2 separate regions of the Homo sapiens genome follow, and region 2 is linked to region 1. The links are chromatin contacts, found by Hi-C or POLR2A ChIA-PET in ENCODE. All regions are on one chromosome and are shown on one strand. The core of a region is the stretch at or near the end of the contact, and the rest is flanking DNA. Distances in the headings are between cores, read along the strand shown. Region 1 overlaps FBXO36 (F-box protein 36). Region 2 overlaps TRIP12 (thyroid hormone receptor interactor 12).

Region 1 (5,816 bases), core at 2,467-4,966:
ATATTCCTGGAAAAGAGAGCAGTGTTAAGCAAAGGCAAAAGGCACAGTAGAGCACAGCACACAGAGAGCTGCAAGGAGCTGACCTGGCTGGGGCAGAGGGTGGCAGGAGGCAGGGCAAGGGCCCCGTGGCTGTGCTGGCTACGACTGTGGACCTCATTCTGAAAATGACAGGAAGCCATTAAAGGCCAGTGAGCAGGACAATGGCATGACCAGAGTACAATGTAAAATGGCCACCCTGAGCTCACATGGACAAGCAATCACTGAAGCAATGAAGGGGTTCCCAGGAGAAAACCCACCAGAGTCCTGGAAGCAGAGATGAGTCAAGAAGCAGAAGACTTGGTTGGGCATGGGTGGCTCATGCCTGTAATCTCAGCACTTTGGGAAGCCAAGGCAGGCGATTACCTGAGTTCAAGAGTTCAAGACTAGCCTGGCCAACATGGCGAAACCCTGTCTCTACTAAAAATACTAAAAATTAGCCGGGTGTGGTGGCACATGCTTGTAGTCCCAGCTACTTGGGAGGCTGAGGCAGGAGAATCAGTTGAACCTGGGAGGTGGAGGTTGCAGTGAGTTGAGATCACACCACTGTACTCCAGCCTGGGCAACACAGCAAGACTCCGTGTCAAAAAAAAAAAAAGAAGAAGAACACCTGAAACAGGCCCTTTTGATACAACAAACACAAGGTTGTTGTGAATGTGCCAGAGATATTTTGCAGGCATGGACCGAGGGGAAAATGAAAGAGGAGCTGTAGGCTGACATTAGACTAACACCTCTCAGAATTTTGGGTTATCCTAAGACCAGTGAATTTTTTAAAAGGCAGAACAAAATAAAATGATAATAAAGAACAAAAATAAGGTTGCTGCTGACTTTCACATTTTGTCAAATAAGAACAATTTTTAAAGTGATCATGTATTATTGCCACCACTTCATAAAAAAAAGAACTTTTTTTTTTTTTTTTTTTTTTTAAGACGGAGTCTTGCTCTGTAGCCTGGGGTAAAGTGCGGTGGCCCGATCTTGGGTCACTGCAATCTCCGCCTCCTGGGTTCAAGCGATTCTCTTGCCTCAACCTGAGTAGCTGGGACTATAGGCGCATGCCACCACACCTGGCTAATTTTTTGTATTTTTGGTAGAGACGGGGGTTTCATCATGTTGGCCAGGATGGTTTTGATCTCCTGACCTCGTGATCCATCCGCCTCGGCCTCCCAAAGGTGTGAGCCACTGTGCCCAGCCAAGAAGGAATATTTCAACCCTCCCCAAAATAGGAAAGATCTAACATCCACTGAAAGACGGTCATTTAAATAAAACAAGTTTAGCTTTATCAAAAACTTTATATCATCCTTATTATTCTCATTTCATCATGGGTTATAAAGTCACTAATGCTGCTGGTTTGCTGAGCATTAACTGCTATGTAAACCATTTTTGAAGAAGAGAGATTGGATAAGGATAGTTTTTGTTTTTTGAAGGATGAAACTGATTTGAGAAAAAAATTAATGCCGGGCATGGTGGCGCATGCCTGTAATCCTAACACTTTGGGAGGCTGAAGCAGGAGGATTGCTTCAGCCCCAAAATTCAAGACCAACCAGCGCAAGATGGCAAAACCCTGTCTCTACAAAAAATACAAAAATTAGCTGGGTATGGTGGCGCAGGCCTGTAGTCCCAGCTACCCAGGAGGCTGAGGTGGAAGGATCACTTGAGCCCAGGGGGTGGAGGTTGCAGTGAGCTGTAATCATGCCATTGCACTCCAGACTGTGTAACAAAGCAAGACCCTGTCTCAAAAAGGAAAAAAAAAAAATTAACGTACGGGGGGGAAAAAACAGAGAAAGATTTAATTACTAAATGCAGTGTAGTAAGCTAGATTGGACATAAAACAGCAAAAGGACATTATTGAAAAAACTAATGAAATTCTAATAACATCTGTATTTTAGTTAATAGTGTTGTACCAATATTAATTGCCTAGTTTTTATAAATGTACCATGGTTATGTAAGATGTCAACATGGGGGAAGCTGGGTAATTAAAAGTTAAAAAAAAAATAACAATAGGCCGAGCAATGGCTCATGCCTGTAATCCCAGCACTTTGGGAAGCTGAGGCAGGCTGATCACTTGAGGTCAGGAGTTCGAGACCAGCCTGGCCAACGTGGTAAAACCCCGTCTCTACCAAAAATACAGAAATAAAATAAAATAAAATAAAATTAGCCAGGTGTGGTGGCTTGCACTTGTAATTCCAGCTACTCAGGAGGCTGACGCATGAGAATCGCTTGAACCTGGGAGGCGGAGATTGCAGTTAGCAGAGATCATGCCACTGCACTCCAGCCTGGGTGATGGAGTGACTTTGTCTCTTAAAAAAACAATAATAGTAACAATAACAAACAGAAGAGAAAGGAAATAAGTGAAATTCCCAGGAGTAGGCCCTGGAACCACGTGTCAGGTAGCACTGATCTTGAGCAGGAGAGGAGCAACTCCCTCCCTGAGGTAAAGAGGAAGGAGCTGGACTGGACACAAATAATTTGGTAATAAACTTGTCCCCCGGAATTTGAAAAGGAAGCCTTTTTTTCATTAATAAAGTAGTTAAATGAAAATAACTTATAAGGTTGGGCATGGTGGCTCATGCCTGCAATCCCAGCACTTTGGGAGGCCGAGGCAGGTGGATCACCTGAGGTCAGGAGTCCAAAACCAGCCTGGACAACATGGCGAAACCCCGTGTCTACTAAAAATACAAAAATTAGCCAGGCACAGTGGTGGGTGCCTGTAATCCCAGCTACTCGGGAGGCTGAGGCAGCAGAATTGCTTGAACCCAGGAGGCAGAGGTTGCAGTGAGCCGAGATGGTGCCATTGCACTCCAGCCTGGGCAACAGAGCGAGACTCTGTCTCAAAAGAAAAAAAAAGAAAAAAGAAAAAGAAAATAACTTATAAATGAAGTGTGTAACAGGTAAATGGAACAGAGATAAAACTTAGATTGACAACAGAAATAAGTGGTTTTCCTTCTTTCCCTGTGTGCAAATAAGAAAAAAAGTGGTTGGCTGGGTGCAGTGGCTCACGCCTGTAATCTCAACACTTTGGGAGGCTGAGGTAGGTGGATCACTTGAGGCCAGGAGTTCAAGACCAACCTGGCCAACATGGTGAAACCCAGTCTCTACTGAAAATGCAAAAATTAGCCAGGCATGGTGGCAAGCACCTGTAGTCCCACCCAGCTACTCAGGAGGCTGAGGCAGGAGAATCCCTTGAACCCAGGAGGTGGAGGTTGCATGAGCTGAGATCTCACCACTGAACTCCAGCCTGGGTGACCGAGCGAGACTCTGACTCAAAAAAAAAAAAAAAAAAAAAAGAAAAGTGGTTAATGTTATGCGGGGAGAATAAAAGCAGCAGCCCTGAGTCATGTTCCATCTTCTAATAATTCTGCTCTGTAAAGATGCTCAGGGCTGAAATCAGCAACCTAGAGAAGACCTACTTCAGAGCACTGGCTAAATTATGGAGAATGTTTTCAAGACTGCACTGAAATAATAGCAGGACACTAAGAGTGAAAGTAATAGTGGAAGTGAGTAAAACTTGGAGAGAAGGCAGCCGCTCAGCGTGAGAAATAACTACCAGAAGCCACTCACTTGCTGCTGTTTCCTATCAAATCCTTCCATTTACTTGCAGGAGCAGAAATTTACTGAAAGTAAATGGAAGGATTTGATAGAAAATCAAATCCAGGCCCTGCAACAGCGCAGAAACTTTTGCTAGATCCCCACTTGCATATTTTATTTACGTAGAATTCTCTTTTCATTTAAAGTATGAATAATCAGCTGCTGCTGCTTCTTTTTTTTTTTTTTTTTTTTTTTGAGACAGTCTCACTCTGTTGTCCAGGCTGCAGTGCAGTGGTGTGATCTTGGCTCACTGCAACCTCCACATCCTGAGTTCAAGCAGCAATCCTGCCTCAGCCTCCCAACTACCTGGGATTACAGGCCTGTGCCACCAGGCCCAGCTAATTTTTGTATTTTTAGTTGAGATGTGGTTTCCCTATGTTGGCCAGGCTGGTCTCAAACTCCTGACCTCAGGTGATCCACCCACCTCGGCCTCCCAAAGTGCTGGGATTACAGGTGTGAGCCACCGTGCCAGGCCCTAATAATCAGCTTCTTATCAGCACCAAGCACAAAATTTCAACTTTAGGATACTTATTTAATGGCAAAAATATATACAATAGTACTTGTTTTCAGCTTTCCATTTTTAGGTAGGAAAATCAAGTAAAAAATATATTTTGGGGAGCTAAATGATGAGAACTTATGAATACAAAGAAGGAAACAATAGATACTGGTGTCTACTTGAGGGTGGAGGGTGGGAGGAAGAGGAGGAGCAGAAAACATAACTATTGGGTATTGGGTTTAATAATTAACCTGGGTGATTAAATAATCTGTACAAAAAAACCCTGTGACATGAGTTTACCTGTGTAACAAACCTTCACATGTATGCCTGAACCCAAAATATAAGTTAAAAAATACATATATATACATATATATATTTGGACAGGAAGGTGGCTCACACCTGTAATCTCAGCACTTTGGGAGGCTGAGGTGGGAGGATCATTTGAGCCCAGGAGTTCAAGAGCAACCTGGGCAACACAATGAAATCCCACCTCTCTTTTAAAAATTAAATATGTGTGTGTGTGTATATATACACATACATATATATATATATATACATATATATATACACACACACACACTCTCAAAAGGAATATATTAAGTACTATAATACAGATTATATTACTTAAGGCCGGGCGCGGTGGCTCACACCTGTAATCCCAGCACTTTGGGAGGCCGAGGTGGGTGGATCACCTGAGGTCAGGAGTTTGAGATCAGCCTGGCCAACACGGGGAAACCCCGTCTGTACTAAAAATATAAAAATTAGCTGGGCATGATGGTGGGTGCCTGTAATCCCAGTTACTCGGGAAGCTGAGGCACAAGAATCACTTGAACCCAATAGGCGGAGGTTGCAGTCAGCGGAGATCATGCCATTGCACTCTGGCCTGGGCGACAGAGAAAGACTCTGTCTCAAAAAAAAAAAAAAAAAAAATTACATTACTTAAAATTATTTTTGGCCAGGCGCGGTGGCTCACGCTTGTAATCCCAGCACTTTGGGAGGCTGAGGCGGGCAGATCACAACGTCAGGAGATCGAGACCATCCTGGCTAACACGGTGAAACCCCGTCTCTACTAAAAATACAAAAAATTAGCCGGGTGTGGTGGCGGGCACCTGTAGTCCCAGCTACTCGGGAGGCTGAGGCAGGAGAATGGCGTGAACCTGGGAGGCAGAGCTTGTAGTAAGCCGAGATCGCGCCACTGCACTTCAGCCTGGGCGACAGACAGAGACTCGGTCTCAAAAAAAAAAAAAAAAAAAATTATGTTTTTTGAGACAGGGTTTTGTTCTGTTGTCCAGGCTGGGGTACAGTGGTATGAACACAACTCACTGTAACCTCAACGTCCTGGGCTCAAGTGATCCTCCTATTCAGCCTCCAGAGTAACTGGGACTACAGGGGCATGCCATGACACTCAGAAATTCTTTTTTTTTTTTTTTCTGAGACTGAGTTTCGCTCTTGTTGCCCAGGCTGGAGTGCAATGGCACGATCTTGGCTCACCACAACCTCCGCCTCCCGGGTTCAAGCGATTCTCCTGCCTCAGCCCCCCTAGTAGCTGGGATTACAGGCATGTGCTACCACGCTTGGCTAATTTTGTATTTTTAGTAGAGACAGGTTTTCTCCATGCTGGTCAGGCTGGTCTCAAACTCCCAACCTCAGGTGATCCAACCGCCTCAGCCTCCCAAAGTGCTGGGATTACAGGCATGAG
Region 2 (5,816 bases), core at 1,441-3,940, 98 kb after region 1:
ATTTTGCCACCTCATATAACCACTATAAACATTTTTGTATGTAGTCTTTCCTTCTAGCCTCTGTTTTAATAATAGCAGATCATATTGCTTTTCCTTATGCTATTATATGATGAGCATCTTCCTGTTGCATTATTAGTTCTTCATTAATGTGCTTTATATTTACTTAACCATAATTGTTAAAATCTTTCCCTTTTTGTCAGATTAAAATTTTTTTTTTTTTTTTTTTTTTGGAGATGGAGTCTCACTCTTTCCCAGGCTGGAGTGCAGTGGCATAATCTTGGGTCAGTGCAGCCTGTACCTCCTGGGTTCAAGCGATTCTCCTGCCTCAGCCTTTCAAGTAGCTGGGACTACAGGCTCACGCCACCATAGCTGGCTAATTTTTGTAGTTTTAGTAGAGACAGGGTTTCACTATGTTGACTGGGTTGGTTTCAAACTTCTGACCTCAGGTGATCCATCCTCCTTGGCCACCCATGCTGGGATTACAGGTGTAATCCACCACACCTGGCCAGAAACTATTGTTAATAATCCTTTTTAAAAATGCTAGCTTTGTACTCATATCTGTGAAGCCATGCTTTTTTAAAAAGTTAATTTATTTTTATTTTTATTTTTTGATACAGGGTCTTGCTCAGTTGCCCAGGCGGGAGTGCAGTGGCTCCATCTTAGTTCACTGCAGCCTTCACTTCCTGGGCCCAAACTATCCTCCTGCCTCAGCCCTCCTGAGTAGATCAGACTATAGGCGTGCATCACGATGCCTGGCTAATTTTTTTTTTTTTTTTTTTGTATTTTTGGTAGAGACAACATGGGGTTTCACCATGTTGCCCAGGCTGGTCTTGAACTCCTGAGCTCAAGTGATCTGTCTGCTTTGGCATCCCAAAGTGCTGGGATTACAGGTAATGAGCCACCGCGCCTGGCCAAAACCATGTTTTTAAATGAAATTTTCCTCCCTTATCTTTTGTATTACCTTGGAGTATCTTGCATTAACTTGGGATACTTGTAATATCATTTGTATTAACCTTGTGCAGGATGTGGCTCTTTGCTTGTGGCAGCCCAATGGGAAGAGTAAGAAGACTCCTTGTTGTGGCTCACAGGCTCCTACATGGCCACCTCTCTGACATCATCTCCTGCTTTTCTTGCCTTCTACTTGCTCTTCTTGCTCCGTGGAACGTCATCTTCTAGATCTTAATGGCTGTTTCTTCATGCGTAAGGTTTTAGCTCAGATGGCCTTACTTGGTCATCCTATCCATAATAATTCCTTTTTCTGATAGGAACATTTTCACCTGCAAGTAAATAGAAAACTTGACCAACAAGGCCTTAAACAGATTGGGGTTTGTTTTTCCTTGCACGACATGGTTCGTTTGCACAGTGGTTCCAGCAAGGGCCAGGCTCTGTGTGTTTCTGCTCTGCCATTCTAAGCAGCAAGTGGTTCTCACGGTTACTGAATGGCTGTCAAGGCTTGAAGTCATTGTGTCCATTGCATTTGAGTCAGGAAGAAGAAAAGATACTGTTGTGTTCCTATTGTTGTTTATCTAGAAAGCAAAAGTATTCCTAGAGGATGCCTAGCCTGTCTCCCTGTATATCTTATTACTGACAACTGGATCATACTTCTGGCAAAAAAAAAAAAAAAAAAGAAAAAAAGAAAAAGAAAAAAAAACCCGCACACAGTAATGGTATTTTGTACACAGCCAGGTTTAGACCATTGGCTTTTAAATTCTTCTAATATGCAGTCTAATATGAATGACCTACTGTGTGTCAGCACTGTATGTGAAGGCATATCTGTGTAACTGAAGTAAGTTGCATGAGCTGTGCTTAATGATTATGCATGCTCTATTTTCTTTTCTCTGTTTCATTTGAAAGTTTTGGTTAGGACCTTTTAAGTCTGGATGCCCTGAACCTTTTTTGAAGCATAGATTCTTTAGCAGTCTGAAGCTCGTGGATACCTCAGAATAATATTGTTAAATTCACAAAATTAATACCCATAAGATTCAAAAAAACCAAAGATCTCAAAATGTTGGAAGTCTAGCTCTCAAACTGTGAAAGCTGGTATGTAATCAGTAATATGTTTATTAGCACTGTCAGTAACGATCTAGCAGCTTCTCAAAGTAGTTGAGTGTAAAGGATAGTTTGAGGTATCTGCAGCAATTGTAATGTGATATAATATCAGTGATTTCTTTTGGTACAAACTTAAAGGTACCGCCAATAATGCTGTGGTTTGTTGCCTATTCATATGAGAAAGAAATGTTAAAATTCTTTTTTTTTTGGTGGGGGGAGGACGAAGTCTCGCTGCATTGCCCAGACTGGAGTAGAGTGGCGCGATCTCGGCTCACTGCTACCTCCGCCTCCTGGGTTTAAGTGATTCTGCCTCAGCCTCCCGAGTAGCTGGGACTGTAGGCACGACCACTATGCCCAGCTAATTTTTGTATTTTTAGCAGAGGCGGGGTTTCACTATGTTGGCCAGGCTGGTCTTGAACTCCTGACTTCAAGTGATCCACCTGCCTTGGCCCCCTCAGAGTGCTAGAGTTACAGGCATGAGTCACCATGCCTGGCTTTAATTTCAATTAGAGGTTAGTGAAATTATTTCTTCCAAGTATAAGAATCCTCATTATGAACCAGTGGTCTAAATTGATTTCATGCCTCTAATCTTGAAGTTTGAAAGAAATAACTGGCTTTAGCCCAATCATGACTCATCCCTGAGGGCGAGGGAATAGCCTGCTTCCTGGGAGGTTAAAGGCGGTTGTAGCTGGATTCTTTTAGCAGGGAAGAAAGGTGGGGTAGTTGGAATTTGGGTAGGGAACCCTGTCTGCTACCATCTTCTGTCTGTAGTCTCTACTTCTTCTTATCTTCTTCTCTTCCCACTGCTTAGTTTTCCTCACAGAACTGTCTGGTAATTGCTATTTGTCTGCCGACCCTGGTAGAGTGTATATTCCTTGAGGGAAAAGACTGTCTTATTACCTTCCAGTTCCTAAAAAACTGTTCTGAAGTAGGGTAACAGTAAAAATAAAATTCGGTTCTCATTTTTTTTTTTTTTCAGACAGTCTCATTCTGTCACCCAGGCTGGAGTGCAGTGGTGCAATCTCGGCTCACTGCAACCTCCACCACCCAGGTTCAAGCAGTTCTCCTGCCTCAGCCTCCCAAGTTGCTGGATTTACAAGTGTGCGCCACCACACCTGGCTAATTTTTGTGTTTTTAGTAGAGGAGGGGGGTTTCACCATATTGGCCAGGCTGGTCTTGAGCTCCTGACCTCAGGTGATCCACCCACCTTAGCCTCCCAAAGTGCTGGGATTACAAGCGTAAGCCACCTCGCCTGGCCAAAGTGAGCCACTGCGCCTGGCCAAAGTTTTCCTTATTATGTAATACTTTTGAAGGTAGAAAGCATTTTGTGAACAAAATAGAATTTTTAAAAACAGCTTTATTGAGCCGGGTGTGGTGGCTCATGACTGTAATCCCAGCACTTTGGGAGGGTGAGGCAGGCGGATTACCTGAGGTCAGGAGTTCAAGACCAGCCTGGCCAACATAGTGAAACCCTGTCTCTACTAAAAATACAAAAATTAGCCAGGCGTTGTGGCACATGCCTGTAATCCCAGCTACTAGTGAGGATGAGGCAGGAGAGTTGCTTGAGCCCGGGAGACGGAGGTTGCAGTGAGCCAATATTGCGTCGCTGCACTCCAGCATGGCCGATAGAGCAAGACTCTGTCTCAAAAAAAAAAAAAAATAGCTTTATTGAGATATAATTCACATGCCATACAATTCACCTATTTACAGTAGGCAGTACTTTTTTTTTTTTTTAAAGACAGAGTCTCCCTCTGTTGCCCAGGCTGGAGTGCAGTGGCGCGGTCTCAGCTCACTGCAACCTCTGCCTCCCGGGTTCAAGCGATTCCCCTGCCGCAGCCTCCAGAGCAGCTGGGACTACAGGTATGTGTCACCACGCCCACCTAATTTTTGTATTTTTAGTAGAGACAGGGTTTCACCATGTTGGCCTGGGTGATCTCCAACTCCTGACCTCAAGTGATCCACCCGTGCTGGCCTCCCAATTGCTGGGATTACAGGCGTGAGCTACCGCACCTGGCCAAATTCTATTAACTTTTAGGTTAAATTTTAGAATTAATGTTGTAATGTGCTGTCTTCTTAGTTAAAAATCTTATCAACTGAAAAATATCTTAATCATCTGTAGTATGGGACTGCAAATGGAAACTGTTATTTGGATTTCTCTTTAGGAAGAAATACCCCATTGGCAATTTCAATTTACTATTTCTACTTAAATTATTTGAATTTAAACATCTCGTTAACTAGAAAATACGTTTGTTGGTTATGATAGTGTCACTTCAAGCAGGTTAGATAGGAAACAGTTATTGGAAGATGCCAAATTCATTTCAGAACCAAATTCAAGTATAGTGATGACTCTACTTTTTGCGAAACAATTTACCAGGTTTCTGTTTGTTTTTTAATTCCTAGGTTGTAGAAGTTCAACTAAAGCAAACATGAAATGTGTGATGGACTTTTAAGAGCTTCCTTTGTATAACAGTCTGTACATAGTGTGTTAAGTTCTCAAGAATCTCTCCTTAAAAACTTTGAAGTTATTTTGTGCAACTGTGTTTTGAATAAACCCATGTCAGTTAAAAACAAACCAAACAACAGAACTTCCATAGGCTTTCTTTTTGTATGTAACAACTTGTTTTAAAAGACCTATTAGCGCCTTCTATATATTTGGTATGCAGTTTGTTTGGAAGATTATAGGTGTGAATTGTGTATTTGGGTTGTTTTGTCATTTCAGTTGTTTGCATGTTTTCAGGCTTTCCTTTGAAACCTATCCACAGTTATATATTGCTCATTCATTCATGCCCCTAGACCTTTCTGAAGTTGTCTCTTGCTAGAACTCCCTTTTTGCCTCCCATTCTAGACCATTCCACTTCTCTCTTGGGGAAATACCTTATTTTCATGAGTTCTTATATACCAGCTCTTCCTGGAATGTGTATTGCCACCCCTAGGGCTCGGGTTGCTCTTCTCTAATAGTACTTAGAGTAGTAGTTTGTCGCCTTTTACTCCAGTTACTTGTTTCCATTTTGGTCTTCCGTTGGTCTGAGCTTCCCAGCATTCTTTTAAACCTTGCATGCATCCTACCAAAGATTCCAGTATCACCGCTGGCTATCTGCACACCTCACTTCAAGTTGTCTTTGAAAGAGGGCTTGGGCTAGCTCATGTCTTTCACAGCTGATAGCACAGGGTAGAATCTTGGTCTAGTTTATTCTAGCTCATTCTTGCTGGTTTTCCTGATTTTTTTTCCACCTGAGGAAAACCTTAACTGTTCTAACACTTTGGAGGTGTGGCAGTACCTCCTGTTTCTACTTCTTTTTACAGTTTTAACTATTTTTCTATTCCCTGTGGCTGAAAAAGTGATTGCGTATATAAATTTGGTGGCTAGACCGTGTGCCATGGCTTGTGGCCAAGGTGGGTGGATTGCTTGAGCTCAGGAGTTCGAGACAGGCCTGGAAATCTCATCTGTATTAAAAAAAGAAGAAATTTGATGGCTGTGGTTTTGTTTAGCCCTCTTTTTCTTGCTTTACTGGTTTCTTAATGTTTTTCTCTTTTACTTCAATAAGGAATGGGAAAAGAAAATATACCATTTTATTGTTTCTTGCTGATGACTTTTAGTGTATTCAGCAATACTGAGCACAGTGGCTCATGCTTTGGGAGGCCAAGGTTGGAGGAACGTTTGAAGCCAGGAGTTTAAGACCAGCCTGGGGAACAGTGAGACACCTCCCAACCTCTGTCTCTACAAAAAATAAAAATAAATTAGGTGGATGCGGTGGGGCACACTTATA

What was found. Hi-C counts contacts between places; a loop is a spot of excess contacts on that map. ChIA-PET counts read pairs that join two places held with the same protein, here RNA polymerase II (POLR2A). Pooled maps may share reads with other maps.
Region 2: a loop to region 1 is called in a pooled map, with 2.5 times the contacts of the local background. The contact joins two enhancer-like sites. A Hi-C loop is called at or near these places in 2 of 50 pooled maps. POLR2A ChIA-PET finds 5 or more read pairs at or near these places in 2 of 52 experiments (AG04449 and GM12878).

The regions. Positions count from the first base shown.
Region 1 is chr2:229,998,356-230,004,171 of GRCh38, reverse strand. All of the region lies in intron 3 of FBXO36 (F-box protein 36), which reads right to left. Among named protein-coding and RNA genes, the nearest start is that of SLC16A14, 68 kb to the left of the region's middle. Within about 2 kb of position 3,716, at least 2 of the 41 ENCODE cell types and tissues checked have a DNase peak (open chromatin) inside an H3K27ac peak, as active enhancers do.
Region 2 is chr2:229,898,830-229,904,645 of GRCh38, reverse strand. The region is part of intron 1 of TRIP12 (thyroid hormone receptor interactor 12); the gene reads left to right. Among named protein-coding and RNA genes, the nearest start is that of TRIP12, 20 kb to the left of the region's middle. RefSeq lists a silencer at 2,806-3,006 and an enhancer at 3,798-4,299. Within about 2 kb of position 2,690, at least 3 of the 41 ENCODE cell types and tissues checked have a DNase peak (open chromatin) inside an H3K27ac peak, as active enhancers do.